Regions from separate parts of the Homo sapiens genome. Here region 1 is linked to region 2. The links are chromatin loops, found by intact Hi-C in ENCODE. Cell type or tissue: GM12878. All regions are shown on one strand.

Region 1 (4,000 bases), 180 kb after region 2:
AAACACCTGAGAATTTTTCTCTGTCTCAGGTAAAGGATGTCATGTTGAAATGAGGAATTAATTACGTGCAGATAGTAAGTCTTTTATTTGGCAATGAGGACTATTTTAGCTGGTGTCCCTGCCTCCCTACCCCGCCCCCCAATCCCCCCATTCCCCCCCTGCCCCGCCAAGGCTGAGAAAGTCACAGCTTTTGGGAAGTATTCCAGAAATATCTGACTGACTGACCTTGGTAAGGACACCATAGTGGTCACGCTTGAGGGGTTTAAACAGATTTTCTGCCAAGGGAATATAGTCTCTAGCCTGAATACTTCAGACAGGGATGTCTGCAAGTCCCCTGACATCTTCCTTCCTTTGTAGATTCTTCTGGAAATTTCTCTCATGTCTGCAGTGATGCTGCCTTCACAGGAGCACAGCTGTTCTTCCTGGCTGATGGCAGTTGTTGCCAATTAATGGTGTTACAAGTCTCTTTTTCTTCTTTTCTCTGTTGAGCCTCTTTGTCCTTCACTCCCTAAATGTAATCAGAGAAACCCTATTTGGTGTAGACTGAGTGTCTTTCTATATAACCTCTATTAGCATTAGCCTTTCTCCATTTATTCACTCATTCAAGGAATAGTTGAGCACTTAGTGTGCCCTAAACTCTGTTTTAATCACGAAGTATGGAGTGAGCAAAACAGATGAGTTCTCTGCTTCTGTGGAGCCTATGTTCTGGTAAACGAAATAAACAGGATTTGCTGGGCATGGTGGCTCAAGTCTGTGATCCTAGCGTCTTGGGAGGCCAAGATGGAAGGATCACTTGAGGACAGGCATTCAAGACCACCCTGGGCAACATGGTGACACTCCGTCTCTACAAAAATAAAAATAAAAAAAATTAGCCCAGTGTTGTGGTATGCACCTGTAGTCCCAGCTATTCAGAAGGCTGAGGCAGGAGGATTGCTTGGTCTTGCTCTGTCTCCTGATTGCTATGTGACACGATCATAGCTCACTGCAGCCTTGAACTCCTGGGCTCAAGCCATCTTCCTGCCTCAGCCTCCTGAGTAGCTGGGACTACAGGTGTGTGCCACTACTCCCTGCTTGTCTTGTGTTTAATCATTCAAATACCTTTATTAAGGATGCCCTCTGTGCTTGATCTTACTTCGGGGGCTATTTCCTAAAAATATAATCTGGAGAGGCTGTGGTCTTTGCCCTCTGGAGGGCCGCTTTGGTTTAGTTGAGACAGGTTGGGCTGTGAACCAATAGCTATAGTCGAGTGTTAAATAAGGCAAAAGTAGGTCCAGGGGTTGGTAGGAGCAGGAAGAACTATCTTTTGTTCTCTTTGAGCTGGTGGACTGGAGTATGGGGTTGGGATATTGTAATCCTCTTATGCTTTGGCCATAATAAATTATTTTTCTGTATCTTTTCTATTTAAAAAGCCTTTTTCTTTTCATACTGTTTGACATTAGGGAACCAGTAGATGGGAGGGAAGATGGGATAATGGGGGTGTGGGGAGTGAGTAATTAGATTCCCCTTCAGCAGTCTCAGAAAAGAAGTCAGCATCTTCCACAGCACCGGGTCAGCTTGTGATGGTTCCAGACAGGGTGAAACAATTTTTATGATTTGTCTTCAGATCCTTTTCTCCTTTCACCTTCGGGGCGACCTGTGCTTGTCAGATCCTCCACGGCAGTTGTTATTGTCAAGTGAGGTAACAGTGGCACAATGCTAATGAGAAGGCAGAATGGTTGTCCAGGGTGGCCTTGGTGGCCGCCAGGCGCCAGCATCTTTATCAGCTCTGACATGCTGCTCAGAAGGCCAGCTCTCTGGGCCAAGCGCTGCTTTTTTTTTTTTTTTTTTTTTTTTTTTAATTGAGAGGAGTGACTATCCCTCCAAAAGCTGCTGATTAGCACTCTGGCTTGAAAGGCTCCATGCTAATATGTAGTTTGCTACAAAGATGCCAGGGTTTGGTATGGTCACTAAATTATTTTCCCTTCTCTGATAATTGGCTGGTTGATACTAATGAAGAGATGCAACTATTTTCATTATATTATTATTGAATACCCTTGAAACCACCCACCCCAAGAACTTGGACTTATCAGTAACTCATATCTATCTATGACATCCTCTCTTCTTCCATCCTCTGCCACCTGACCCAGCAGCCACTATTCAAAACTTCATTTTCTTGTTCAGCTTCTCTGTCTTTTGCCGACTGCTATGGTCTGAATGTTTGTGTCCCTCCAAAATTCATATGTTGAAATCTAATCCCCAACCTGATAGTGTTAAGAGGTGTGGGGCCTTTCAGGCCTCTGATTAAATCAGAGGGAGGAGCCCTTGTGAATGGGGTTCATGCCCTTATAAAAGAAGCTGCAGGGATTTTGTTTGCTCCTTCTGCCATTTGAGTACACAGCTAGAAATGGCATCTATGAAGCAGACAGTAGGCCCTTACCAGATGCCAAATTTGTTGGCGCCTTGATCTTGGATGTTCCAGCCTCCAGAGCTATGAGCAGTAAATTTCTGTTGTTCACAAATTGCGCAGTCTAAAGTGTTTCGTTTTACTAGGCTGAACAGACTGAGGCACTGGCCCAGGGTTTAGCATTCAGAAGTGTTGCCCCAGGCATCAGCCTCTGGCTGCCAGCCTCTACAGCCCAGCTCACTTTGTGGGGATGGGTGGGGTAGGAATGTCCTTAGGGACTTGTGAGATAAGCAGTGTCTTCAGAGCATGTTTTAGCCAGGATCTTTTTAAAGACATTCTTTAATCCTATACGGCCAATTGTCTCCTTTTAACCACTATTTTCTAATGCTATCTTTACCGTGCAGAATGCAAGTCACAGATAATGTAACCCAACAACAAACACAATTCTCCCCCAAAAAATCAATGCAATTTCCTAACTGTAATGTAAAAGGAAAAAAAAAGGAAAGTCATGCGGAGTCAAACAGGCATTTCATCATGTAAATGCGTGGGCCCACCTGTCCTAAGACAAAATGAAATAGCCAGATCTTTGTACCTGTTGGCAAAATCACCTATAAATGCAACATCTCCAAATACAGGATTTATTTGGTGACTCATATTACAGGAGTGGCTCTATCATCAATAATATAACTTTTTTTATGGTTAATAACTTGTAAAGTTCAGAACAGAAAGTATGTTCTTAGCTCATTATACATGGTAGTTGTATTCTGGGACAATTTTAAATGTGTTAAAACTATGCAAAAATTAGGTTATCCCCATAGGTTTTCCTGACCAGTGGGGTCTTAGTGTGCACAGAAGGTCAGAAACCCCTGGGTGCTCATTTACAATGCAGATTTTAGTCCCATCCTTGAGATTCAGCAAGTGTGAGGTAGGGCTTTGGAATCTGCATTTTTAATGAGCACCCCAGGTTATCCCAGTGCAGTTAGTGGGTCCAAGGATAAGTGGTTTTTCACTTAAGCTAAGGATCAGTCACAGGATGACTAATCAGATTTTTGGTGAGGCTTGGTAAGGAACATTTCTAGTGCCATTGATTTTTACATTAAATGTTTTTTTTCCCCAAAAGCTCAGGTGATGGGACATTCTGAAATCCTAGCACTCCCTAGGGTTTTCTAGGGCATGAGGGTGTGCGGAGGCTGAATGGAAGAGAGGACGGGGCTGATCGGGTCTCCATACACAACTCCTTGGTGCTTGTGACCTTGAGCAAGTCACTCCACCAGAGCCACGTTGTGACTCTTGGGGGCCCAAGACTGGGTTTAGTAGACCTCTTCCTCCATTTAAAATAAAAAATTATATTTTCATGACTGTGTCCAGGATGAATTGTATTCATTTTTTCCTTCTGACTTTAAAAGAAAGAAAATTCTCATGGGCCCCTAAAAGTTTGGTGGGCCTTTAGGCACTTGTTTAAGTTGGCCTCACACCTCTCTGGACATTCATTTCTTCACCTGAAAAATGTGATGGTAGCTACTTTGCAGGTATGTTGTGGGGATTTGATCTGATGGGAGTAATTCCCTCTGAGTACTTACTACCTGGCACAAGCTAGGAGTTATCATACATGGGCAA
Region 2 (4,000 bases):
CTACCTTGCAAAAGCTTTCAAGCTTATGGGTTCTACGGTCGGATTTAATGTTTAAGCTATTATATAAAAAATGGTAAAACTTGTCCCGTAGCATTTGAGATTTAATCTGAGTCTGTGTTGAGGAATATATGTTTGGACCAATGTTTTGGCAAAGTAATCCTGTCTGCTTTCTTGTAGAACAATGGTTCTCAAAATGTAGTCTCCAGATCAATAATATTAGCATCACCTGGGCACTTTCTAGAAATGCAAATTCTTCAGCCCCAGACTTGCTGCATGAAAAACTGGAAGTGGGGCTGAGAAATCTGTGCTTTAACAAAAGTCCTCCAAGTGATCCTGATGTGCATTAAAGTTTGAAACAACTGATAGAGGGAAAAGTCTTGGACTTTCCAAAAAATAATCACATTACAAATAGGACATGGGGTTACCACTTGATAAGAGAAGGTCAATGCGTTCAATTTGCCAGTGGGTGAAGGGCTTCTGACACCAGCTTCTCTGCATTACAAGCAGAGAACTCTATGTGATAACAAGCTGCAGTAATGGAAAATCCAGGCACGCACAGGCAGTTCTGATTTGTTCCACTTCTCCACTTTCCCAGGTGTCTCCTCCAACTGATGTATTGACTGGTAGAGGGGACTTAGGAATCATAGGATGCCTATATGGGCATAAACAAGTTGTAAACAGGGTGAAGGAAGCAACATGCTGTTTTCCTGATGGCCTCTTTCTAATCAGGGGCCTCATTCTTTTAGTTATATGGTTGTTTTATGGTTGGCAAGTGGCAAGAGGAAATAGATGGTCCTTGAGAGAAGCAGCTTTAGCAGCTGCAACAACTCAAGCAATTCCCTGACTAAGCTCATCCATGTAATTGATGTGGGCTATTGGTCATGGTGGAAAAGGTAAGAGGAATTATGAATGGGAATGTACTGGTGAGGAAAAATAATGTATTGGCCAGATAAACAACAGAGACCTGAGTTGGAATCCTGGAGACGATGATATTAGAATTAGGAATTATAGAATGAACAAAGCTGGCATACCCATTAAGGTGGCATAAGTTCTCAGCCAAACAGTAGGCTACCAGTCTGCCATCAGAGTTAAATGTCCTGACTGCTTTACCACGTATCTAGAGGTACATGGACTCTGGGCTAGAACTAAGACACCCTGTTTAAGGAGGTTTATTCACGAAGGGCTTCGTGCCTTTTATGCTTATTGTAAACATAAGTATTAAGACATCAAAGTGACCACATAGGAAATGTGACTTTGGTTTTAGCAGGAAGTGCTCTAAGCTAATTCTCATTAGGGCAGCTACCCACAGACAGATAGGACTTCTGCAAGAGGCAAATCTGGATAGTCCTTGTGGCTTAGTCATTGTTAGTTTTCCACTCAAGATGGTCCAGGTAGGAAGACCTGATCAGTCTATACCATGTTCAACTTGCAGTCCATTGCTGCAATTAATGTGCAAAGTAAATCTCAATTCAAAACACACACAGGTCAAGAAGAGATGTTCTTCGTGAAATGTTCAGGGATGGCTTGAGGCCAGGAAACTGTGCAGAAGCATACTCCGGTGGGCATACGGGGAGTGAACCTGCTGAAAGGCTTTTTCAGGCCCCTTAGAAGGCTTCTTCTTCAATGTTGACTCAAATTTGCAGACTTTCTAGGGTATTTGTGTGGGAAGCACTTGAGCATTTTGTCTCTCATATAAGTTTCTCCTCCCACTTCCACCTTACCTCCATCTGCTCAAGATAAATCTTCTTCAGGTTTCCCTACATTATGGCCCATCAAAAAGAAGGCGTAATTGTGAGTCCTCCTGGTTGTACTTGTTCCATATTTTAACAAACTTTCTAACCAGGCAATCTAATGGATTAGCAAAAACTAAACAATGCTGGAAAGCCCTATTAAATCCTTGGACCAGGAAGTGCCCCCATGGTCAACAGATTCAGGCCAGGGATGAAAACAGGACGCTCAAATGTTTTATAAAGTCTTATAGAAAAGATATTGTAGCCAGGTGCGGTGGCTCACGCCTGTAATCTCAACACTTTGGGAGGCCGAGGTGGGCAGATTACTTGAGGTCATGAGTTCAAGACCAGCCTGGCCAACATGGTGAAACCTCGTCTCTACTAAAAATACAAAAATTAGCCCCACATGGTGGTGTACACCTGTAATCCCAGCTACCTGAAAGGCTGAGGCACAGAAATCCCTTGAATCCAGGATGCGGAGGTTGCAGTGATCTAAGATCATGACACTGCACTCCATCCTGGGCAATAGAGTGAGATTCTGTCTCAAAAAAAAAAGAAAAGAAAAGAAAAGAAAAAAGAAAAGATATTGTAAGTGGAAATAGGTGACACAGAGAATAGACAGACAAAGGGCAGGCTTCATTTATGACCTAGAATTGAAATGACAAAGCCTTTCAAACTGAAACTGTTCAGGTCCAGAGACAACTGAGTCAGCCCCAGACAGCAAAGAGGAGTTCAGAAGAGGAACTGAAAGTTAGATGGCAGGAGGCTTCACTGTGTGCCCCTAGTCCTTATGATGCCAGTCCTCTTCACTGGCCTCGAGGGCCACATGGACACAGATCCTGCAGACTACACCAAATTGATAAAGAAAGCCATACCAGCTGTTCAGGTGTTCGGGTAAACTCCGTCATTCACTAAAATCAAGCATCAAATGGAAGGGGGAAGCACATAATATCCAAAAGTAAGTGGTCCAACTCGCCAGTCTTGTTAAGACCTTAAAGGAAGGGTCAGACAACTTTTCTGCAAAGGATCAGACAGTAAATATGTCAGGCTTTGTGGGCCGTGCTGTCTCTTTCACAGCTGCTCAACTCTGCCCTTGTGGCAAGAAAGCAGGTGTAAAATAAGTGGGGCTATGTTCCAACAATACTGATGTGAATTTCATATAGTTTTGACATGTCAGGAAATGTTACTCTTCTGTTGATTTTTTTAAAAAATGTAAAAGCTGGCCAGGTGTGGTGGGTCAGGCCTGTAATCCCAGCACTTTGGGAGGCCAAGGCGGGCGGATCACCTGAGGTCAGGAGTTTGAGACCAGCCTGGCCAACATGGTGAAACTTCATCTCTATTAAAAATATAAAAATTAGCCAGGTGTGGTGGCAGACGCCTGTAATCCCAGCTACTTGGTAGGCTGAGGTGGGAGAATCGCTTGAACTCAGGAGGCAGAGGCTGCCCTGAGCCAAGGTTGCACCACTGCACTCCATCCTGGGCGACAGAGCGAGACTCAATTAAAAAAAGTCTAAAAGCCATTTTAGCTTATGTGCTGTACAAAAACAGATGGCAGCTAGATTTAGCCCATGGGGGTATGTTTGCTGACCCCTGCCTTAAAGATACAGTACCATCATTGTTTTAGATATCCTCACGTGGAACTAAAGTAATACTTAATCCATTATTTTATGTAATATCCACTAAGTAAGGTATATACAATGATCAACATTTTTTAGAGAAGGAGAAACCAAGGTTCACACAAATTCATTAATATTCTCAAGATTAGGTTCCACAGCTAGTCAGTGTCAATACCAGGGATCTCTGCTTTTTCCTGTGTACCTTTCCTTAATGATTTTTTTTTTCTTGAGACAGAGTCTTGCTCTGTCATCCAGGCTGGAGTGCAGTGGCATGATCTCGGCTCACTGCAACCTCTGCCTCCCAGGTTCAAGTGATTCTCCTGCTTCAACCTCCTGAGTAGCTGGGACTATAGGTGTGCACCACCATGCCTGGCTAATTTTTTTGTATTTTTAGTAGAGATGGGGTTTCAACATGTTGGCCAGGCTGGTCTTGAACTCCTGACCTAGGTGATCTGCCTGCCTCGGCCTCCCAAAGTGCTGAGATTACAGGCATAAGCCTGAAAATTCTAAAAGCAAACACATATTGAGCATTCAACATGTGCCAGATGCTGCTCTACATGCTCTAGACCAGCGTTTCTCAACCAGGGCCAAAAGTGGGTATTTGGCAATGTCTGGAGATATTTCTGGTTGTCACAGTGCTGGGGAAGGACTGCC

Evidence for each region. A loop is a pair of places that touch in the nucleus more often than their neighbours do. Peaks named below come from ENCODE experiments on the same cell type or tissue, not always from the same donor. Only the 100,000 strongest peaks of a DNase experiment are listed, where the experiment ranks them.
Region 1: a loop joins it to region 2, with 3 times the contacts of the local background. A loop is called at or near these places in 1 of 110 quality-filtered maps.

The regions. Positions count from the first base shown.
Region 1 is chr2:134,200,008-134,204,007 of GRCh38, forward strand. It overlaps a transcript of MGAT5 not described here. Among named protein-coding and RNA genes, the nearest start is that of MGAT5, 52 kb to the right of the region's middle. RefSeq lists an enhancer at 3,122-3,623. In GM12878, no CTCF peak of the experiment used is centred here; no DNase peak of the experiment used is centred here.
Region 2 is chr2:134,019,562-134,023,561 of GRCh38, forward strand. All of the region lies in intron 3 of LOC105373628 (a long non-coding RNA gene), which reads right to left. Among named protein-coding and RNA genes, the nearest start is that of MIR3679, 110 kb to the right of the region's middle. RefSeq lists an enhancer at 1,366-1,465. In GM12878, no CTCF peak of the experiment used is centred here; DNase peaks (open chromatin) are centred at 1,280 and 2,450; H3K27ac peaks cover 443 bases.